3 separate regions of the Homo sapiens genome follow, and regions 2 and 3 are each linked to region 1. A link is a loop called in an ENCODE intact Hi-C map of the cell type or tissue named here. Cell type or tissue: B cell. All regions are shown on one strand.

The links. Hi-C counts contacts between places; a loop is a spot of excess contacts. Peaks named below come from ENCODE experiments on the same cell type or tissue, not always from the same donor. Only the 100,000 strongest peaks of a DNase experiment are listed, where the experiment ranks them.
Region 2: a loop joins it to region 1, with 35 times the contacts of the local background. A loop is called at or near these places in 2 of 110 quality-filtered maps.
Region 3: a loop joins it to region 1, with 7 times the contacts of the local background. A loop is called at or near these places in 5 of 110 quality-filtered maps.

What each region holds. Positions count from the first base shown.
Region 1 is chr1:40,036,304-40,044,303 of GRCh38, reverse strand. It overlaps CAP1 (cyclase associated actin cytoskeleton regulatory protein 1), which reads right to left and starts at 3,575. Exons shown (of 13, transcript NM_006367.4): 1 at 3,503-3,575. It overlaps LOC105378669 (a long non-coding RNA gene), which reads left to right and starts at 3,858. Exons shown (of 3, transcript XR_001738013.3): 1 at 3,858-5,413; 2 at 6,153-6,207. RefSeq lists enhancers at 3,276-3,365, 3,436-3,635, 3,289-3,923, 3,886-3,955, 3,924-4,557. In B cell, a CTCF peak has its summit at 4,870; DNase peaks (open chromatin) are centred at 3,703, 4,433, 4,763, 5,413 and 1 weaker place; H3K4me3 peaks cover 4,798 bases; H3K27ac peaks cover 7,821 bases.
Region 2 is chr1:40,527,214-40,535,213 of GRCh38, reverse strand. ZNF684 (zinc finger protein 684) reads right to left here and starts at 3,577. Exons shown (of 5, transcript NM_152373.4): 1 at 3,427-3,577; 2 at 2,033-2,071. The coding sequence starts at 2,047. LOC124904149 (a long non-coding RNA gene) reads left to right here and starts at 3,668. Exons shown (of 2, transcript XR_007066022.1): 1 at 3,668-3,726; 2 at 3,859-4,636. RefSeq lists an enhancer at 3,483-3,777. In B cell, CTCF peaks have their summits at 1,994 and 2,194 (motif pointing left); DNase peaks (open chromatin) are centred at 2,193 and 3,643; H3K4me3 peaks cover 1,623 bases; H3K27ac peaks cover 1,360 bases; H3K27me3 peaks cover 287 bases.
Region 3 is chr1:40,704,392-40,712,391 of GRCh38, reverse strand. All of the region lies in intron 1 of NFYC (nuclear transcription factor Y subunit gamma), which reads right to left. Among named protein-coding and RNA genes, the nearest start is that of NFYC-AS1, 16 kb to the right of the region's middle. RefSeq lists an enhancer at 2,860-3,486 and a silencer at 3,529-3,578. In B cell, no CTCF peak of the experiment used is centred here; DNase peaks (open chromatin) are centred at 421 and 3,181; H3K4me3 peaks cover 3,900 bases; H3K27ac peaks cover 5,174 bases.

The sequences.
Region 1 (8,000 bases):
AGTAAAAAAAAATTTGATTCACAATGCTTCACAAAAAACTGAAAGGAGGAAGTCACCTTTTTTTTTTCTGGTAGAGACAGGGGTCTCACTATGTTGACCAGGCTAGTCTCTAACTCAGCCTCAAGAAAGTCACTTTTTAAAAGCTAAAAAAATAACTGCAACCAGGAAAAAGGGTGAGAATAAAAGATCATCCCTAGGTTGGAAACAAAACATTTTACAGACTCAATAGCTAAACTCCAAAGCAAAAATATACTCACTGAATCTTAACAATATCACCACTTTTGGTTTGCACATCAGGCTGTATTCTACAAAGTACTTTTGCTGCTACCATTTTATTTAAACTTCTCTGAGATATCAATTATGCCTACCCAATTGAGGAAGTATTTCTGGAAAAAGCGAGAAATTTCTTTTTTCTTTTCTTTTTTTTTTGAGACAGAGTCTCACTATCACCCAGGCTGGAGTGCAGCAGTGCAATCTCAGCTCACTGCAACCTCCGCCTCCCGGGTTCAAGCGAGTCTCCTGCCTCAGCCTCCCAAGTAGCTGGGACTACAGGCATGCACAACCACGCCCAGCTAATTTTTGTATTTTTAGTAGTGATGGTGTTTCACCATGTTGGCTAGGATGGTCTTGAACTCCTGATCTCAAGTGATTTGCCCACCTCAGCCTCCCAAAGTGTCAGGATTACAGGCGTGAGTCACTGTGCCCAGCCCAGAAATTTCTTTATGCTGGACCTGGGCAAATCAATTAGCAAACTGCCACCCACAAAATCAAATCCAAACAAATTCAACAAGGCATTAAAAGCCCTTCACGCCGGGTGCGGAGGCTCACACCTGTAATCACAACACTTTGGGAGGGCGAGGCAGGCGGATCACGAGGTCAGGAGTTCGAAACCAGCCTGGCCAGCATGGTAAAATCCCGTCTCTACTAAAAATACAAAAATTAGCCGGGCGTGGTGGCGCACGCCTGTAATCCCAGTTTCTCAGGAGGCTGAGGCAGGAGAATTCCTTGAACCTGGGAGGTGGAGGTTTCAGTGACCCGAGATTGTGCCACTGCACACCAGCCTGGGCAACAGAGCAAGACTCCGTCTCAAAACAAACAAACAAACAAAAAGCCCTTCACAACTTGGCCGACATCTAACCTTTTTTGCAGTCTGGTCTTCTGCAAAACTCCAGGCCCCAGTATCACTGAACAATTTAGGCCCTCTCCTGCCTCCGTATCTTTACTCTTGCTCTTTCCTTTAGCTGACCCACCTTATTAGACATCTTTGCCTGGATGTGCTACAAACACCTCAAACTAAAAACATTCAAAATGCATTTTTTCCCATGTCACTTCCCTAATTTACCTCTCATACTCTCTATCTGAATGGTACTACCCATTCAGTTCCCTAAGCCAGAAAGCCAGGCAATCGCGCTATTCTTACCTCTTCATTCCCATAATCAGCCTCCAATTCTATGGATTCTATCTTCTTAATATTGCTCACATCTGATGCCTCCTCTCCATTCCCATTTCCACTGTCTTAGTTCAGGCCATGTCTACAGCAAGAGCTTCCAAACACTGTTTTACTTCCCCACAGGGCTGGTCCCCTCCTACTTGACAGAATGAACTTTCTGAAATATAAATCTGACGACATCATTTTCCTGCATAAAACCCTTCAAAGCATCTCCATAGCTTTCAGGGTAAAAATCCAAATTCCTTAGCATGACTTACAATGTCCTCCACATATGACTGACCTGACCACATCTCACTTCCTCCACTTCCCCAGCCATTACTAGAATTCCAGTCACACTGAACTCGTCATGGTCTTTCAGCTGTCCGGTTCTCCAGGTCCTTGCACCTGTAGTAGTCTCTGCCTGGAAATCCCTTTTCCGGATTCCCTATGTAGCTAAATAAATATTTCAAGAGTTAGCCTCCCATTTCCTCCTGGAACCCTGGGCACCTGGCTCAGGTATTTCTCCACTGTGCTCTTGTAGCCCTGTGCTATGCACTATGACACTGTAAGCCATCCCTCATTTACTTGTCTATTTCCTCTCCCACTGTAAACTCCAGAAGAACTGTATTCTTTGCCACAAAGGCTATCTCATTAAAATGTGCCTCATACATATTAAGGTCTTAATAAACGTCTGGTGGGGCCGGGCACGGTGGATCATGCCCGTAATCCCAGCACTTTGGGAGGCCGAGGTGGGGGGATCACCTGAGGTTAGGAGTTCGAGAGCAGCCTGGCCTTCACGGCGAAACCCCATCTCTACTAAAAATACAAATAAATAAATTAAATAAAAGTCTGGTAAATGATAAATGTGCTGATATGCCCCCGGATTTTCTCTTGAAGAGAGAGCCCCACAAAGAGCTTCAACTGACACAGTTCTGATGCTAACCTGTCTCAAATGTTCTCATTCCACTCTTCGAACGCATTCCTATTTATCCTTCAAAATTCATCTTAAAAACTCTGCTTCTTCAGAAGGGCTTTTCCTGAACCCCCTGTTACATACTTTCAGAGCACCCTGTTCTTTCCTAACACTCATCAACATTTATAATTACTTCTTAAACATCCCTGCAAACACTGCTAGCTCCACGCGGGCAGGGTCTACATTGTTTTGTTTTAAAGCTGCATTCCCCGCATCTGGGAAAATGCTGGCACAGAATAAACACAATTTGTTACGCTGAATTTAATCTTGTGGGGTCAGCAGAGATCTCCACTTAAAAGATGAACAAAAGGAGGCTGAAAGAAGTTTAAGGCACCTATGGCCACAGACACTCAGCACTGAGGCCAGACCAAACCTGAGCCGTCTGATTTCAGGTCCAGAAGTACATACCTTCAATGTTAGCCTGGCTTGTCAAAGTAAGAGCAGCAGCCGAGGAGGAAAGGGAGGATATCTGCCTGTAAATACAAGGATGTGCCCGCCTTTCTTTTAAAAACTCCCTAGGCATTTCAAACGGCTCAATTTGGGAGGAGAGAAAAAAAAAAGTTCCACGCAGCGCTGGCCTTTAACCTGCAGCAGCCTGCGGGGCAACACCGACCGGAAGACCATCCCAAGTTAGAGAGGTTCCGAGCAACACGGGAAGAACTGGGGCTGGTTATCTAAGGCACCAGGATCATGATTCCGATTCTTTTCCTCACTCGCTATATATCTCAGACTAGCCTCTTCTCTAGGGATCAATTTACCTATCAGTGCAATGGGAGCATCAACAGGAGACAGGGAAGACTCTCCGATCTCGGAGGTTCCTTCCAGTCAGAGCACCTCAGGAATCAGGCCTCCGCTGAAGCTGATGGGCAGCGCTGCGAAATCGGGCAGAGGGGCCTCCCCGGGGCACCCGGACTCAGCTGCTCACCCCGGCCCCACCTCAAGAGACCGCGCCCAAGAGTCCGGGTCGGCCTGAGGGCCTCAGCCCCGGCCCTCTCGGCAGGGTTCATGACACGCGCGTAGGCCAGAAGGGCCATTAACACCACCAGGGGCCGATGGGCCCCGGAAGGGACCCCAATCCCTACCAAGCTGCACACCCTCACCTCAGAGTTCCGCCTCACCTCCGGACTGCGATCAGCCGCTCTCCGCTTCCGGCAAGAACCGCCCAGCAATCTCCGCGCGACCCACTTCCGGGCCCTCACTGGGCGCGGCGCCCCCACCGGAAATGAGCCGCCGGCTGAAGCGCTAGGCTGGCCCGCGACTGGGCAGGAAGTCTCACCGCCCCGCTCGTGACTCCGCCCCTCTTCGCCACGCCCCGGAGAGAGCGGCCCGGCTCTCACAGAGGGCACTTGGGAAAGAGCCCCGCCCTCAAGGCGGGAGCGACACGGGGAGGGCGGGCTCACAAGAGAGGCCACGCCCTCGTTCCGCTTTACCTACCCGGAATCGCCCCCGAGGCCCGGGCCCAGGAAGGGCAGAAGTCCCTGGCTAAGCTCCTCTCTGGAAAGAACAGAAGAGTGACCAGTTCCTCTGTCAGTTTGGTCTCAATGGCAGAGGCCGGTTCCTTTAAGCTGCAGTCCGTAAAGGGTCTTGGAACGACTGGGGGCCAGGATTCTCTGAGGGCGGGAATCCGGGCGGCCGTCAGCTCTCGGTGGTGATCGAGGCCACGCTCCGCCTGTCTCTGGGCGTGCATACCTCGGTTTCCCCGTTTGTGACGTGGGAAGGCAATTAGTCTGGACATTGTTGTGGGAGGACTTGCGGAGACTGGGCGCAGGGCGTGGGGGTCAGTGAGGGCGCGGTGGGTCAGCCCCAGCCCGGCTGGCAGTCGCGGGGCTGGGAAGGTAGGGAACCCTCCGCTCTCACCCCACTTCCTGTTTGGTCGGTGTGTTCTGTGACCATAGATGGTCAAGTCTGGGGCCGCGCGGAAGCCTCCGCCCTGTGGTTTTGGAGCCCTTCCTCCCGGCGCGCAGGGTGTGGTCCCCGAGAATAAGATGAGCAGAATTAAAGCAGATCCTGCACCCACTCTGCTGAAATCCGGCTTCTGAGGCAGCCTCGCCCAGGGCTGGGTGGGCTCAGGCGGCTGCTACTCGGTTCAGGGGAGGTTACGCACGGTGGCTGCCGCGCGCAGGGGAGGCTTCGCTTCCGTACTCCTTGGGCCGGGAGATCCGATCTTTGTTCCCTCAAGACTCACACTCTCCAACCGGTCATTATCCTCCCACAAAGATTTATTTCTAGAAAAAATTGGCAAGTGCCACAGTTCCCGCCCCTTCAGCTGAACGACTGTGACAGCTCCGTGTTTCAAGTTGAATGCAGGCGTTATGTGCCAGAGTCAATCATTCAACAAATAAAGTTCTTAAAATAACAGCTACCATTTACTGCACGCTGACTACTTGCCAGGCCCATGCTGAGTTCTTCAAGCGTATTTTCATTTACTCCTAATAGCAACTCTCGGTGGTAGGTACCATTATGCCCTCTAGTTTTCAAATGAGGAAGCTGAATAACTTGCCAAGGTCAGAAAGTAACTGTTGAAACTTTGAAGGAAACACATCTGTCTGACTCTAAATCCCATGAGCTTAATTAGCCCCTGTGATAGACCATACTGCAGACATTTGAGGCAGATTTGAGGTGGTGAATGCCTCTGGATCTGGAGACACTGGGTTCCAGTGCTGGCATAGGCCCTCTACTAGGGGTCAGACTTTGGTCAGGTTACTTTGGACGGGTTACTGGGCCTCTTCCTAACTTTATGGCTCCCAGCATGTTTAAAAGAACATGACAACATGAAAAAATATGGTATAAAAGTCATAGTATATTTTAAATATTGACATTTAACTAAAAACACTGTCTCACACACACACAAACTCTAACTTTATTTGGACATAATCTTTGACTCTGCATTTAGTTATTCTAAATCTCTTTCTGGATTAGAGACAGAAGGAACATAGACCATACACGCATTCTAGAGGAAGAGGAGAGAGAAGAGGAAGCAGGAAGGAGAATGAAGAAAGTTTCCTCATCAGGTGGGGAATATTAATGGGGCTGTAATGAGAAACGGAAGCAGTAATGTATGTGAAACCACTTTGTAAAATGCTTCATTATAAAGAATGCACACACGACTTAAGTTACAACCCCTGCCCTAAGGAATGTCCAGTCTTTTAAGAAGTCTAGATCCATGCATTTGTAACTCCAGTAGGAGATGGGAAGATAGTTTAAGAATATCCGTCACATGAAGGGCTGGGCGCGGTGGCTCACACCTGTAATCCCAGCATTTTGGGAGGCCGAGGCGGGCAGATAACGAGGTCAAGAGATCAAGACCAGCCTGGCCAATATGGTGAAACCCCGTCTCTACTAAAAAATACAAAAATTAGCTGGGCGTGGTGGCATGCGCCTGTAGTCCCAGCTATTTGGGAGGCTGAGGCAGGAGAATCGCTTGAACCCGGGAGGCAGAGGTTGCAGTAAGCTGAGATCGTGCTTCTCTACTCTAGCCTGGCGACAGAGTGAGACTCTGTCTCAAAAAAATAAATAAAAGAATATCTGTCACATGTATTTATGCACTGAAAAAAAACTATTGAGCTACATAGTAGCAATTATTGGAAGAGTTCAATAATTGCTATGCTACTTTGTACCAAGCACAACTAGGGATCCAGCAGTGGACAAGTCAGACCCTGTTACTGCTCTCATGGAGCTTACAGTCTATTTTGGAAATGATATTTCCATTTGGAGTGGTCATCAGAAGATACGCTGCCTTCTGTCTTCCAGCTTTTTCCTCCTCGCTGATCTTGCCCCTTGTCCAGTACCCAGTGCTTCATCCATGGTGAGTTCTCATCTAGCACATGTTCAGTGAGTGCCTTGAATTCAGAATAGTCATTTCCTAGGCAGAGATGGACAGATAGATCCTTGCAGAGCAAACATGAATGAACAGTAGTGGAGATGGGAATCTGTGCTGGACTGAGGTGAGAGGTTCCTGCAGGAGAAAAGTAGGAGATAAGGCTGAAGAAAAGGAGGTTGAGCAAACTATGCTAGGCAAGAGAGGTCAAACCTTAATGTGAAAGCGAGGAGGCACTAGTCATACTGTATTTTAGAAATAAAAATCTAGCTACAGTGTAGGGCATGGCCTTCAGTGGGCAACAAAAGAGGCAGGGAGAACTGCTAGAAGATAAGCACAAAGATCTAATAAGAATCTGAATCGGCCAGGCGCGGTGGTTCACACCTGTAATCCCAGCATTTTGGGAGGCCGAGGTGGGCGGATCACCTGAGGTCAGGAGTTCGAGACCAGCCTGGCCAACATGGCGAAACCTCATCTCGACTAAAAATACAAAAATTAGCCAGGCATGGTGGTGGGCACCTGTAGTCCCAGCTACGTGGCCGTAAACCCAGCTACTCGAATCTGCTGAGGCAGGAGAATCACTTGAACCCAGGAGGTGGAGGTTGCAGTGAGCTGAGATCACGCCACTGCACTCCAGCCTGGGTGACACAGCAAGACTCCGTCTCAGAAAAAAAAGAAAGAAAAAGAAAGAAATTTGTATTATTTATAAATTACCCAGTCTAGGTATTTTGTTATAGCAGCAGGAATGAATTAAGACACATTCTCATTCAATACTGCTTTTCCTTCCTGGCAGGTATTACAATCCTCATTCATTATTTGTGCACTTATCTTTTAATAGCTTCCTCTCCTGTAAGTTGCTTCCTCCCAATAAGTCCTTGTTTGTCTGGCACAAAATTGATAATAAGTATTTATAGTAAAAATTGACTAAATGAAAAGGGTGAGAGGGGCCAAGTTGGCTCTGAGACTTGGCATGTGGGGAAATGGAAGGTGTAAAAAGGATTGGATCTGGGTTTGGGGGTTTTGAGCCTCAGTCCTCAAAATCCAGCCTGGGAAGAGAAGGAGAAGAAAGAATTCAATTAATCAATTTACAAGCAAGAATTGCCAGCAGAGAGTTGATTGATTCTCACACATTCCCCCTCTTCATGTATTATTGCCACTTTCTTATGGCCTGGATTTCAGCACATTCTGAACCTGCAGAATCACTTTGTCTCTGAGGGAGCCACCCAAGTTTCCTCTTTATCTCTCAGGGTTTCAGACACAGAAGTCTGGCGGTTCATCTGGAGCCTTTCCCAGCCTGACTCAGAGGACTGCCTGCATCTGTGCAACCTGGCTCAGAGCCTGTCTACGTTTGGGCAGAGCCTATATCCCCCTGCCAAACGGGCTAATGACAGACAACAGTCTATGTGACCCTATCTTTCTTCCCCTCCAAGGGTATGGCCCCAGATTTCAGCCTCAGATAGGGGATCAGGCCCAAAAATTAGGAGTTGGCAAAAGAAATAGCCGCAATATAGAAATATGATTAAGATCTGGCTTTGGGGTCACTCTGAAACTGAATCCCAACTCTGCCAACTGTGTGATCTTGGAGTTATCCTCATTTAACCTCAGAGGATATATTAATAGCCGTCTTAAATGGTTGATAGGAATTAGGACAGAAAACTAATAAAACACTTGGCTCACAGTAAACACTCAATGAGTAGTAACAATTATTATTAAGTATAGAGAATCTCTTGTCTGTTTCCCTGGCAAAGGCCATCAGAAAGCAAAATAAGGTCTAAAGTGTC
Region 2 (8,000 bases), 490 kb before region 1:
TGTTTATTCAAAACTGCAGTGACTAGAAGTCCTGGCCATTGCAATGAGACAAGGAAAATATGGGGGAAGGTATAAATATTGGGCAGGAAGAGATAAAACTCCATTTGGAATGTATGATTGTCTACCTAAGAAATAGAAGAATCAACTAAAGAACTCTTAGATCTAACAAGAGTTCTGTACATTGGCTGGATATAAATTCAACATAGAGAAATCCATCTTTTCTTTTCTTCAGAGACAGGGTCACCCAGGCTAGAGTGCAGTGCTGTGACCATAGCTAGCTATAGCCTTGATCTTCTAGGCTCAACAGATCCTCCTGCCCTAGCCTACCTAGTAGCTGGAACTACAGGTGTGTGCCATCATGCCATGCTAATTAATTTTTTTTTTCTAGAGATGGGGTCTTGCTATATTGCCCAGGCTGGTCTTGAACTCCTGGCCTCAAGCAATCCTCCCACCTTAGCCTCCCAAAGTGCTGGGAATATAGGCATGAACCACCATGCCCAGCCAAGAGAAGTCCATATTTTTCTATTTACCAAAATAGCCAATTAGAAGAGATAATGAAAAAAAGGCCTACCTCATTCTCAATAGCAACTAAAACCATATGTAAGAATAAATATAAGAAATGTACAGGAATTACAATAAGAAACTTATAAAACCTATAAAATTATAATAAAAGGGCCGGGTGCGGTGGCTCATGCCTATAATCCCAGCACTTTGGGAGGCTGAGATGGGTGGATCACCTGAGGTCAGGAGTTCGAGACCAGCCTGACCAACATGGTGAAACCCTGTCTCTACTAAAAATACAAAAATTAGCCGGGCGTGGTGGCGGGCACCTGTAATCCCACCTACTCAGGAAGCTGAGGCAGGAGAATCACTTGAACTCAGGAGATGGAGGTTGCAGTAAGCCAAGATTGTGCCACTGCACTCCAGCCTGGGTAACAGAGTGAAACTCTGTCTCAAAAAAAAAAAAAAAAAAAAAATTATAATAAAAGACCTATAAGAAAACCTGAATAAATAGGACTCATTGAAAAGTCATGAATTCTCTCCAAATTAACCTATTAAGTTTAATGCAATCCTAATAAGAATATCTGGCCGGGCGCAGTGGTTCACAACTGTAATCCTACCAGCACTTTGGAAGGCTGAGGCAGGCAGATCACTTGAGGTCAGGAATTCGAGACCAGCCTGGTCAACAAGGTGAAACCCCGTCTCTACTAAAAACACAAAAATTAGCTGGGCGTGGTGGCACATGCCTGTAATCCAAGCTACTTGGGAGGTTGAGGCAGGAGAATCGCTTGAACCTGGGAGGTAGAGGTTGCAGTGAGCTGAGATCACGCCATTGTACTCCAGCCTAGGCAACAGAGCAAGACTGTCTCAAAAAAAAAAAAAAAAAAAAGAATACCTAACATACTGCTTTATGAACCTTGACAATATTTGTTATTTTGATGACCTTAAAATTCATGTAGAAGAGTAAATGCTCAGGATAGCTAGAGACTGGAAAAGGTACAAGATTTACTTATGGATCCAGGTGGGCATTAAAAAGGCCACATACCTGGACTTATAAATTGAGTTCATTTAGTGCTGCTTGGCACTATGTTCTTACTCTAGGGAATACTCTAAGAAAGTCATAGGAAACCTGATGCTGTATTTATCGCAGGCTGCTGCTGTGAATGTTATTTCTAATGTTATCTATGTGAAAACTCATTAGAAAAGATTTTCTTCAAAGAACTGTGTCAGGAAAAACTTTACTTACAAGGAGAATAATTTTGCTTTATCTTCACAGCAATGCCAATACTTTTTAACTGGCTGGTTATCCATTTACTATGATTTCCAGGAAGACTGAGTACACATTTGCAGCTCAAATTTGTTCCAACCATCTGCAAACCCTATGACTTGAATATCAACTTACCAATCTTCTAAATTTCCTTTTAGACTTGATCTTTTATTTGGTTTACATTTTTCCTGACCATACATTTCCTTTTTATCATATGGATTTTTGGGAGATTTAAACAACTGGATGAATAGATGGATACCTTACCTGGAAGCTGATCATTTTCTGCAGCTCTTACACAGAAATCTATGAAAGTAGAAATGGGGAAGAGAATAGAAAGACCTGAGATACCAGGACTGCATGCAAAGTAGAACCCTGCTCTATCAGACCATAAGTACCCACACTGCAGCCTCAGAAAATGCCACCTAGTGGGGGAGAATGACATTTCTAGCAAGACAGAAAAGTCCATGTTCCATAAGCACAGATCTCTACTTGTGATTGTTAGGAATATATGGAGCTTAGATAAGGATGTTATATGTTTCTGTCCTACTGATCTAGCACCAAGTGGTTCCTCTTGAAACAGTTATTTTTTTTCCTCCCAGAAATTTATCCTGAAGAAATAATGAATGAGTTGACTCACTTAAAAGCTTGGTCTCTGAAGCTCCGTAAGTCTAAAAATGATTCCTTCCTGTGATTCTCTGGTTTCTACTCTGACGCTGGGATAAGAGATTGCAAATTAGGTTGGGCTTTCTTGAGAAGGCTGGATTCAGGGACCCAGGAACACTTTTTTTTATTTTTTTTTTGTTAAGCTGGATCCTTCAGTTTAAACTCCAAATGTTTCTCTCTGTAGAAACTCGCCATCTCCTATGAGCTTAGAACTGCTGGGGCTCTAGAAAGGGTATAATGGGCAAACCGGGGACTCACATCTTCATTTACACAGTCTGCACTGGAAGATCTGCAGATACACCAAGAGACTCTACAAAATGACTACAAATCGAAATTTACTCAGCATTCATTGCTCAAACATTTCAGGAGAATAAACCCAACTCTGTTTTATGCAGGAATGCTATACTGTAAAAAAAAAAAAAAAGAAATTTGGAGAAAATGTATCTGAGTTTGAATCTCAGTTCTTCCACTTACTAAGCTGTGTGAGTCCAGGCAAGTAATTTCACCTTTCAGCTTCAGTTAACTCATATGCAAAATGGTAATAGCATTTACTTCAAATGATTGCTGAGAATACCCTTCTAATCCATAGCAGTTTCTCAAGAATGCTTTCTTCCTGGATCCCTTGAAATAGCTTACAGTTTCCACTGGATCCCTTGACACGGCTTAAAATTGTCGCAGGCTCCAGTCGGGCCAACTATGCTCTTGGAACCAGGAAAGGTACAGTTAGATGAACAGACTCCTACATAGTGACCTTGACCTACAAGAGCAGGAATGCAAATTGAGCCTCTCCCAGTCCCACCAGAGCCCTGGACATCTACCCAGTGCCAGTCGGAGCCCAACTCTTGCTTTCTCTCAGCTACTCGAGTTGAACAGGACCCACATATCCAAACCTGAAGTCACTGCGCTTGGAGACTAAAGTTTTATCTTCGGTAGGGTAAACCTAGAAGCCAGTCCCCGCCTTTCTCTTACGTCCTCCGAGTCCAGCAAAGCCATACCTGCCACCCTTTCACTGCCTCGCTCGCAGCTCCGGCTCCAAGCCTGGGATCAGTCACAGCGTCGTCCAGAGACAGGGGAGCAACACCCGCCCGCACTTCCCGCGGCGCTGATTTGAAGATTGAATACCGGCTACCGTCCTACTACGCGTGTGCGGAAGTAACTGTCCACCTAGAGTTCCTGGACTCCTCCCGGGTGTAGGCCATCCGTCGGAGACCACATTTCCCATAAGGCCAGTGGAGCTCGTTTCCGGAAGACGTCAGACGCTGCTTCCTCTTGGGGGGTGGTGCGGAGATTCCCGGGTTGGTATCTCTATTGCTAGCCTGAGAGCCACGCTTTTTAAGTCGTTTTCATTTAAAAGGATACACAGCATTTTTAAATACTGGAAAGTAAAATCGGCGGTATGCTAAAAACAATTTGCTCTTACTCAGCAGGGTTTCTTCTAGCAATGCACCAGGTTAAGTCGGAGAGGTGAAGAGGATCCAACAAAGAAGACTGAGAAGGAATAATCCATGAAGTAGATGGAAAAGTAGGAGAGTTTAGATCTGCAAAACCAAGGGAAGGAAGTGTTTCAAGAAGGGAGTGACCCATTGTCTCAAATGTTGCTCATAGGTCAAGTAAAATGAGAATTAAGAATGGGCCACTGTAGCAATGGTCACCAGTGATGTTGAAACGCCATTTTGGCAGTGGTGGAAGTTTGATAAAGTCTGATGAAAATTTGATAGGAGTTGGAGGGAAGGATGGGAGGAGAGGAAATGGAGAAAGCAAATATACGCAATACTTTTAAGAAGTTTTGTTTTTAAGGTGAGCAGAAAAATAAGGCTATCATGGGATAGGGATTTTGTTAATCTTTTGTTGTTGCGTTTTTCCACGTTCTAATTTTTTTTTTTTTTTTAATTCAAAGATGGGGCTGAGTGTGGTGGCTTATGCCTGTAATCCTAACATTTCAGGAGGCCAAAGTGGGAGGATTGGTTGAGCCCAGGAGTCTGAAACTGCCTAGGCAACATAGTGAGACCCTCATCTCTACAAAAAATAAAAAACTAGCCTGGCATGGCACCCGCCTGAAGTCCCAACTACTTGAGAGGCTGAGATGGGAGGATCGCTTGAGCCCAGACAGTAGAGACTGCAGTGAGCCGTGATCCCGCCACTGCACTGCAGCATGGGCGACAGAGCTAGTCTCTGTCTCAAAAAAATAAAATAAAAAAGATGGAAGAAATTATAGTAAGTTTATGTACTAATTAAAAGGATCTAGGCTGGGCGCAGTGGCTCACGCCTGTAATCCCAGCACTTTGGGAAGCTTAGGTGGGCAGATCACCTGAGGTCAGGAGTTGGAGACCAGCCTGGCCAACGTGGTGAAACCCCGTCTCTACTAAAAATACAAAAATTAGCCGGGCGTGGTGGCAGACGCCTGTAAACCCAGCTACCTGGGAGGCTGAGGCGGGAGAATCACTTGAACCCGGGAGGCAGAGGTTGCAGTGAGCCGAGATCACACCACTGCACTCCAGCCTGGGCGACAGAGCGAGGCTCTGTCTCAAATAAATGAATTAGTTAATAAAATAAAACAAAAGATCCAGTAGAGGCGGGAAATACACAATTCAGGATAGACAGGCTAGTTACTCGGAGGAATGTCCTTGAGAAGAGAAGGGATGGAATCCAGTACACAATCACAGGGATCATTCTAAGTAAGAGTATGGATAATTCATCTCCATTGAAATAAAAGGGGAGGCAGAGTTTATAAGTACAGATCCAAACAGGTGGACAAATATGGTGGTAGGAGAAAGAGGATGCCCTGTTCTGAGTGCTTCTATTTTCCCAGTGAAATAGGAAGCTGAAATGAAGATAGGGGGAAAGTATTTTAGACTTGACAGAAAAGATGAATACCGTATTATGATGATTTTGAAACATGATTTTTTCATATTTTAACATCTGTGAAATTGCTGTCTTACAAGTGATGGCATTCCATAGTTTAATCAGGAGCATTGTTTTTTATTAGTATATAAAATAATAATACAACTTATAATCAATGGCATCTGAGATTCGATAAAGTATGATTTATGAATGTGAGCAAGTGAATAGATTAAGGAAATGTAGTACTATTGCCTGGCACCATTAAGAACTGGCTTGATATTAGTAGCCATTATCGCTTCTCAGCCTTTTGGCTAAGATCAAGTGATATTAGTACCCACTGACTTTACTAGCATTTTCTATGCAATAAACACATCTCTCTCTCTCTGCCTCCCCTCCCGTCCCCTCCCCTCCCCTCTCCTCTCCTCTCTCTCAACAGAAAGGACATATATTAAAGACATGGGTAGTAGAATAAATTCATTACATCTTAATATCTAAAGTATTTTGGACCAAATTACTTATGTATTTTTATTAGAAACAGTATGTATTTTGTGCAACCCAAAAATTAGGCATTTAATTTTACAAAACATTTCATTATGGTAATTTTAAACTATGCAATAGTAGAAAGAATAGTGGTGAACTTCCATGTATCCATCCCCCAACTCCAATAATTATCAACTCAGGGCCAATTCTGTTTCATCTCTACCCCCAACCCCATTGCATAGTATTTTGAAGCAAATCCCAGAGCATATAATTTCACCAATAAAAATAAAGACTTAAAAAACCATATTATTATCACATCTAAAATATTAACAATATTTCCTTAACATCATCAAACATTGAGTCATTGTTCAAATTATCAATTTTCTCATAATTGCAATTTCTTTTAGAGTTTTTAAAAAATTAAGTACAAACGTTGGGCACAGTGGCTCATGCCTGTAACCACATCACTTTGGGAGGCTGAAGAAGAGGGAGGATTGCTTGAGGCCAAGAGTTTGAGGCTGCAGTCAGCTATGATCATACCACAACTTTAGAGGTTGTAAAAAAGGGACACTCTAATTCTATCATTCCTTTGTCATTTAGCAGCTGGATTATTCCTATAAAGAGGAACTTCATATCATGTACTATGTAGTTATTCAGGTATACAGTTCACATAGGAATGTCAGGAAAAAAATTTATTTACCAGTTTTCAACTTAACATCCCAATTATCTCTTAAACATGACCAATTTTTGAGCATCATTATGAACTCATAGATTTAAACATGTTTGATGTGCTTCAATCTATTGCTATTGTTATCCCTACTGATATTCAAACTGTCACATCTTTGGCCATTGGGAGCCTCTTTAAGTTGGCTCTTGAGAGTCCTCTTCTTTTGGAATGATCCTATTAGTCTTCAATAGCTTGTTATCTATATGACAAGGTGCTTCAGGTTTCTCTTGTTCATTTCCTGACCCAGACCTTAAATCAGCCATTTCTCCAAGGAACCTGGCTCTTTTTAATGGGAGATGGTATTTCAAGACCTTGATCAGGCATCTGGTGGTGTTCACTGCTCCTGGGTTGGTTAGACATTGACTTTGAAGTTTTGAATTTCTGACATACTAGTGGCTAACAGTGTGGGCTGCAGAGATAGACTGCCTGGATTTGAATCAGTGCACTACCTCTTATTAGGTATGCAACACTGGGCCAGTTTATAAATTTATCTGTGCCTCAGATTCCTCAAATGTAAAATGAGAACAATAACAGTACCTAAATTTGTAGGACCCTGGTGAGGTTTGTAAAAATTGATATATAATAACTGTACATATTTATGGGGTACATAGTGATATTTTGACATATAGTGTATATATATAGTGCATGTGTATACATAGGCATAGTGTATATGTATAATGTATAGTGTTCAGATCAGGGTAATTAACATATACTTCATCTCAAATATTTATCATCTCTTTGTGTTGGGAATATTCAATACCTTCCTTCTAGCTATCTGAAACTATATTATTGTTATAGTCATCCTATAGTGGTATAGAACATGAGAATTTATTCCTGCTATCTAGCTGTAATTTTCTATCCTTTAACAAATATCTTCCTATCCCCTCCTTCCCCAAACTCGTCCTACCCTTTAGTATCCTCTTCTCTCCTTTTTACTTCTATAAGATCAAGTTTTTAAAGCTTCTGCATGTGAGAACATGCGTTGTTTAACCTTCTTTTCTTGGCTTATTTCACATAACATAATGTTCCCCAGTTACATATGTGTTGCTGAGAATGACAGGATTTGATTTGACTTGATTTTTTTTATTATACTTTAAGTTCTAGGGTACATGTGCACAACTTGCAGGTTTGTTACATATGTATACATGTGCCATGTTGGTGTGCTGCACCCATTAACTTGTCATTTACATTAAGTATTTCTCCTAATGTTATCCTTCCCCCTTCCCCCCACTCCATAACAGGTCCCAGTGTGTGATGTTCCCCACCCTGTGTCTAGGTGATCTCATTGTTCAATTCCCACCTGTGAGTGAGAACATGCAGTGTTTGGTTTTCTGTCCTTGTGATAGTTTGCTCAGAATGATGGTTTCCAGCCTCATCCATGTCCCTACAAAGGACATGAACTCATCCTTTTTTATGGCTGCAAAGTATTCCATAGTGTATATGTGCCACATTTTCTTAATCCAGTCTATCATTGATGGACATTTGGGTTGGTTCCAAGTCTTTGCTATTGTGAATAGTGCC
Region 3 (8,000 bases), 670 kb before region 1:
AGAGTTTTTTAAAAATCAGCATACCCATTTCATCCTATTCTGAGAGGTCCTTAAATTTTGACAAAGGGGTTAAAATTCTTTCACAAGGATCTTGATGAGTAAAGGACTGGTGGTCTCAACATATGCATTAAATAAATAGGGTCATGTCAGCATAAATAGGAATATGCAGGTGAAGGCAGTTTAAAAAGAAATGTGTCAGGTTTAAACTAACTCCTTTTTACAAATATTAAAATACTGGCATTTTTTTCTTTGATGCCACACCTATCTTCATAAACGTTTCATCCCCCAAATAGTCTGGATTAGTAACAACTAATATTATGTAGCTCTTCACAATTTGCAAAGTACTTTGACACACATGATCTCATTCAAGACTCGCCACTAAATCAGACACTATTTTTAGGTTCCATTTTTACATGTGAGGAAGCTAACACTAAATAGCTGACTTGCCCAAACCTACAAAGCTGGTGATAAAGGTGAGTGGGGCTTGAACACAGATCTCTTGACTTTAAATGGTCTGTACCATGCTGCCTCAAATACTGTGATCAGAGTAAATAAATGTCCATATCTCTAGACCCCATCTAAGCCTCCCCCACTTACACACACAGCCACCCATGGCCTAAATTAGAGTTAGCTCTCTAGAAGGTCTTTGCTCTTTCTGGAAGCAAAGTTTTCTTCATTTGTCTAGTAAACATTTATCTGGCTGAAGTGTTAAATACCATTTGACATACACTAAAAAATAACTTAGTCATCAAAGGTTTTGTACAGGCATGCCCATGTGCATTTTTCCAGGTAGTGGGTCATTCTCAAAGAGAATGGTGAAGAACCTCGGCTAGAGGCAGTGACTGGGCATCTTTCCAAGAAGCCAAATCCACAAAGTTCTCAAGTTTATAGTTTACTTCATACTGTACCACACCTTCACTTTTGCCTCCCCTGCTGCAGGCCTTCTCCTAGGGCCAACAGGGTCAAGTCAGCACCTACAACTGTTTTTAAAATCATATATATAATCTGGAACAACTGATAACATATAAATAATCAATGACAAACAAATAAATTTAAATCAAAATAACTACCTCTTAAAATGTAATCCTTAACACATACTTCTTCATCTTAGGACTTAAATTCCCAGAATGAACATTTTCTTATTATAAGCATTCTAATTCCCCAAAACTTTCACAAATACAACTACTCTGAACTCCTAAAATACTATCTATCCCCTTCACTAAGAACCCTCTAGATTACAAAGAAGACAAGGTAGCATGCAAGGAATTCTGAATCTGTTAGGCAGTTCACTCAGCTATCATACCAAAAGAATTTAGAATTTTTTGCTGGGGGGAGGGAAGTAAAAAGAGTGGGAGAGAGAATGAATGCAGCCCTATTGTCTTATTCCCTGAAAATTCCTAATCTGAATCTATAACATATTCCTACTAACCACTCGACTTGAATATCAGAAGTACAGTCTCTTTTCATCTTAAATAGAGCTTTTCAGTCCAAATCTGTATAAACAAACTTTGTCCTTCAATCTTTCAACTCCCCAGCAGTTTTTCAAGGTCACTTTTGCAAGCAACGACAGAGGCCTGCATCCAGGAACTTTGACTTGCTATATCATTACAACTCCAAGAGCCCCGAATCTAAATCCTATCAGTCCTCTAAGGTAAATCCTTTATTAGAGGGGAAGCTAGGGAAGGCAAATCGACACCCTCGAAACTTCTCCTCTAATAGGGCCTGCTCCTTTTCCGTACCCAGAGACTAAGTGCTGCTGGCTGACGGCTCCACACTGAGTCTGCTGCAGAAATGTTCCAATGACCTTCATTCCATATTTGCAAATAAAAAGAAAACAAAGAATTGCATTTTAAAATCAGGTGTATTATAGATCTTAGTATGTGGGATTGAAGATTTCACTGTTCATGAGAACTGGCTGGTTACTGATTAGCAACCTACATTAGCTTTATATCCATAAAGAGAAAAATATATACATATCAAGGGCAAAAGATAGGGTGCCTATACTCTTAACTTTCCTATTCACAAACTGCAGGATTTTAAATATTTAATACGGAAAAATGGAAAGCACTTTGCTCACATCATTTTAAAGAACTAAATCAACACCTGACAAAATGTGTGAAATCTGTGGAAAAATATTTGCTCATCACTGTCAATATAAGTGAAGATATTTCTAACCAGCATTCTAAGCTAAAATGTGCATTAAAAACAAAGATTGTTACTACATTAACTACTACTTATTAGAATCTAGAGGTAGACTGGTAAATCAAGAAAGTTATGGGAAAATTTCACACTGGCATGTGGGCCTTCACCATTAGAACCTGCAGCAGTGCAAATCGTATTTTCACACAAATTTCTAACAGCAACAGTGTTGCTTCCATATCTGAAAACACAGATGTCAACAAAGTGCATGGAAATAGAAAAACTCTCACAACAACCCAGCTTATTCCGTAGGAAAGCTTCAGGGCACTTGAACAAAGGAAAATTATTTGGAAAACAGTTAAGTTTACCCAATGCAAAGAGAAAAGTGTTTTGCTTCTGTGTGCCCCTGAAAAATGATTAGCCTTTCTCCATGTACCTGATCTTGTCGATACCCAACTAGGAAAGAAATCCTAGTTGAAGGACATGCAAAATCTAAACACAGCAAGGTATTCTAGGTGCACCAAAAGGTATGCATGGAATGTAAAGTGGCCATTTTCTGAACAGTGCAACTTGTCTACACTCTCTGAAGCTAAACAGTTTCTATCATTTCAACACAAAACAAAGAATTAAACTTACCGGGAACTGCATTAATTTTACATGTAGTTATTTATACCTCCACCGACTGGGAGAATTTAAGTCACTCCTATCCCTACCCCCCAAAGGACGGAGGAAACAAAAGGCAGCAGGAGATGCAGAAACATGAGTCTGGAATGTCCACTCCACTGAAAACCCGAACAGCTGTCCTCCCACCCCCCAACAAACTATTCGCCATTTTTCTTTGTCTTTCAGCTGACCCCTGCCTCAGTGAAAAACTCCGAGGCTCCAATGAAGCCCTGCAGCCTCCTTCCACTTTAACAGTCAAAGGCATTCAATCTAGCATGCTATTTGACACCAAACCTTGCCTCCACAGTGGTCCCATTGGCTGAACTGCTTTATCGGCTAAGAACACAAAGCCACGATTGGCTGTTCACGTCATCAGTTACCTCTTTTGTACACTTCCTGTTTTAAAGTTACCTTGAGAAGCAGAACAGGGGTCAGATTCAGACTTCAAACTATGGGGAACTCTAAGGCGTGGAAATGTCTGGCAAATGCACATAGCAGCTGCACTAGGGCATCATGTGCTTCTAAAACAGAATATTGAAAATTTAGAATTGTTCTTAAAAACAAGCCAAAGGGTTGTTAGTGTTCCCACCCACGGGATTTCTTATTGGCTGTCAGAGTTCCATTTAAAAAATTTAAGGTAATTTAACTGCTTCTGATTGGCCATCAAAGATGTCTGTAAGATACTGCTACGGTATCCTATGGCAATAGACCAGAGAAGCAATGTGCACAAGGTCGGAAAGTTGTGACCATCTTCAGTTTTCTGTTGAGCATTAACAGAAGAAAAACAAAACTGGGTAGGGCTAATCCAAAGAAAATACAGCTTCTTTAACACTAACAGAGTGATGCCAATGGCCATACAATAGTTTGCATGATTTCTAAAAGGCATCTGTCATTATGTTAGTGGCACTTTAAAGGCACAGACTGGTATCAAGGCAAAGCACTTTATTTTAAAACACAAACTAATTTAAATAGGAAAATTTTAAGGTAATGTATGAAGTTAGCGGCAGGGACAATGGAAGTGGCATTTCTAGAAAGTCAACCAGGAACCTAAGAAGGAAATATAATGATAAGGGGTTGGGGGGAATGACAAAAAAGCTAGAACATTAGTGAATACAATCATCCCCTGGTATCCATGGGAGACTGGTTCCAGGATACTCCCCAGCCAACCCTCTCATGGATACCAAAATCCTTGGGTGCTCATGTCCCTAATATAAAATGGTATAGTATTTGCATAAAACACTTGCACATTCCCATGTATACTTGTTTTTAAGAGATGGTGTCTCACTATGTTGCTAGGCTGCAATGCAGTAGCTATGCAGGCACAATCAGGGCACAACAGCCTCAAACTCCTGGGCTCAAGCAATCTTCCCACTGCAGCTTCCAACTTGGGTGAAACTACAGGTGCATGTCACTTTGCCCAGCTTCCTCCATACTTTAAATAATCGCTAGGTTATGTATAATACCTAATAAAATGTAAATGCTATATATGTAGTTGTTATACTGTATTGTTTAGGGAATAATGACAAGAAAAAAAGTCTGCATATGTTCCGTACAGACACAATTTTTAAAAATATTTTTGACCCATGGTTGGTTAAATCCTTAGATGCAGAGGGCTGACGATGTATTACTAAAAGCACATTATAATTTGATGGACTAACTGATTTATTTAGGGCAGTCACAGAGTTTGACATTCCAGAGGATAAATTCGTTATTTCTTTCATTCTTTTTTTTTTTTTTTTTGAGATAGGGTCTGGCTCTGTCACCGAAGCTGGGGTGTTGCTGGGGTGTAGAGGCACGATCTCGGCTTACTGCAGCCTCCGCCTCCTGGGCTCAAGCGATCTTCCCACCTTAGCCTCCTGAGTAGCTAGGACTACAGGTGTGTGCTACCACCCCCGCTAATTTTTCTATTTCTTTCTTTTCTTGTTTTTTTTTTTTCTTTTTTTAAATTGGTAGAGATGGGTTCTCACCATGTTGCCCAGGCTGGTCTCGAACTTCTGGGCTGAAGGGATTCTCCTGCCCCTGCCTCCCGAAGTGCTGGGATTACAGGCGTGAGCCACTGTGCCTGGACGAGGATAAATTTTTCTCTCTCTCTCTCTTTTTTTTTTTTTTGGAGATGGAGTCTCACTCTGTTGCCTAGGCTGGAGTGCAGCGGCGTGATCTTGACTCACTGCAACCTCCACCTCCTGGGTTCAAGTGATCTACTTAGTAGCTGGGACTACAGGCACCCACCACCATGCCCAGCTAATTTTTGTATTTTTAGTAGAGATAGGGTTTGACTATGGTGGCCAGGCTGGTCTTGAACTCCTGACCTCAAGTGATCCACCTACCTCGGCCTCCTGAAGTGCTGGGATTACAGGAGTGAGCCACTGCACCCCAGCCTTCTACCATATATATATAAAAAAATTTTCTTTTTTTTTTTTGAGGCAGAGTCTCCCTCTGTCACCTAGGCTAGAGTACAACGGTGCGATCTCAGCTCGCAGCAACCTCTGCCTCCTGGGTTCAAGCGATTCTCATGCCTCGGCCTCCCGAGTAGCTAGGATTACAGGTGCCCACCACCACATCCGACTAATTTTTGTAGTTTTAGTAGAGACAGGGTTTCACCATGTGGGCCAGGGTGGTTTCAAACTCCTGACCTCAGAAAACCTACCCACCTCGGTCTCCCAAAGTGCTGGGATTACAGGCATGAGCCACCACGCCCGGCCCCATATTTTTAAGAATAAGCACAGCAGAGCTGATCTCAGAAGAGATATTATAAGTATTCTTACTAGTCTCACTGTGGTTATTGAAAACATTCCAAGGTGCTGAAGTCTACCAGTGGTAGTCAAAGATTTTCTTATGGATTTTGGACCAACTGCTTCGGTTTTTTAAGAGGCAGCTCCTAATGTGGTGAAAATCAATTAGCATGTTTTTCTTTTCTTTTCATTATTTTTTTTTAGCAACACATTCAAATACAAGCATCTCACCATTCATTACCTGAGGCCTTTAACAATCTCCTTAGATCTGCTTCCTCCCACCAAAGCTAAATATCCTAGGACTGAAAAATACAATTGTTTTGCTAGGTAGACGAGCTCTTTTCTAGAAACTCCTCATTTGACCATACATGAGAACTCATCCTTGACATGTGCAGAGATTCAGCAGGGACCCGAAATAGGAGCAAGGTGGTCTGCCCTATCACTCTGCCATATTAACTTCTCTACATTCCACTCATTTCCCATGATGAAATGAAATGATTTCTGAACACCTACTAGTGCCAGGTTCTGTGCTAGGTATATTACAGACTTTACCCCTCTAATTCTCACTACAATACCCTTCTACCAGTGAGAAAGAGTGAGGTTCAAAGAAGTTACAAAAACTGGTCCCTAGCCATACATCTGGATTCAAACTTGGGTCCCACCGAGAGTGGTACTCTTTCCGCTGCACCACACTGCTTACCAAGACATGGAGCACCTCAGGGCACATCCATGGAAATTCTTAGGTGCCATATATATGTGTAGATAGCATAAACCATTATCCAACTTCAACAAATTTAAAAATTAAAAATCTGGGCCAGGCGTGTTGGCTCACACCTGTAATCCCAGCATTTTGGGAGGCCAAGGAAGGAGGATCACTTGAGCTCAGGCATTTGAGACCAGCCTGGGTAACATAGTGAGACCCCATCTCTATAAAAAATACAAAAATTAGCTAGGTGTGGTGGCACACGCCTGTGGTCCCACTTACTTTGGAAGCTGAGACCAGAGGATCACTTGACCCAGGAGGTCAAGGCTGCAATGAGCCGTGATCATCCCACTGCCCTCCAGCCTGGGCGACAGAGTGAGACTCTACCTCAAGTAAATAAATAAATAAATATTAAAATTTAAAAATCTGACTAATGTTAAATTTGATATGCCAGTTAGAGACCTAGCCAATGGTATGACCAAATATCACCCTATAAATTGTTACAAATTTTACTACTAAATTATTAGGACCATTTAACCAGTAACAAACCACATTTATAAGAGCATGAAACAACTAGGTAAATCATTAACAAGAGTACACTGTTAAAATTTGAAGGGGTTGTGAGACAATTTCACAATGGCATCCAAATAAAGAGTTTGGTTATGTTAACACGATGTGTTATAGGTACTGTAATTCTTTTCTCAAAAGTTTAGATTACAGATTCTGAATAGCTACTCCCATCCTGGGAAGAGAAGGCAGAAGGCCAACAGGCCTTATCTGTACTGGAGCTTCTCTTAGCCCCAGAACACCTGAGGGCCAGTCAGCTGACAAGGAAAAGCAGCTCATGTGAAGGGTGGGGGTGGGGAGCAGAAGAATAGGGAGAACATGTTCACAACCTCGCTGATTACTAATTAGTGCCAGTATGGCAAAACAACTAAGCACTTGGAAGGCAGTGTTAGTTTCAAGTTCTGACTCTACTTATTAATTATATGACACTGTACTAACCCTGAGCCTCAGTTTCCTTATCTGTAATGTATAGATATCACCATGTATACCAGAGAGCCATTTTAAGGATTAAACAAGGTAATATATGTAAAGCATATTGTACTATGCCTGAATAAGCATTGAAAAAATGGAAAGTATTAAATGTCATCCAATTCAACTTCCTTGATTTATAGACGGTTAAGGTTCAGAAAGGGAGAAGACCTGCTTAAGGCCCTGAAGCCACTTTGAAGAAACACCTCTCTTCTATCTCTAGCATATTCTGCAGGCCTGCAGAAAGCAACTCCTTAGCCATAAAGGACAGTATGGGAAGACTACCAGGAGCCATAAAATTCTCCACTTTTTATGCTGGAAACCCAGGTTTTTCACCACTAATCCCACCAAATGTCTGATCACTGTTCCAAAAGCTGGCCCTCCGACTCTGCTTCGGATGTACCAGATTAACCCAATCATGACCTTTAACACTCTATGAAGGTCTTCAGCGTAGTTTTTATTACTTCTTGGCAGTTTGCAAGGAAAAGACCTCAAGTCCTACTTCTCATCAACACTTACCTTAGAATTCAAGCCACAGTGGGAAGAGAACCCAAATTATTCTTGAATTCCATTTGGCAGCTGAATCCATTCACTCTTACTATAGCTTTCTCTTCTACCTGTCATTACTGTGGACTGAGAACCTAACAGAATCTCTAGGATTTCAGCTAACATTCTTCCCTGGTCCTGGATCTCAGCAGCCCTCTACACCAGACAACTGCATCTTCTTA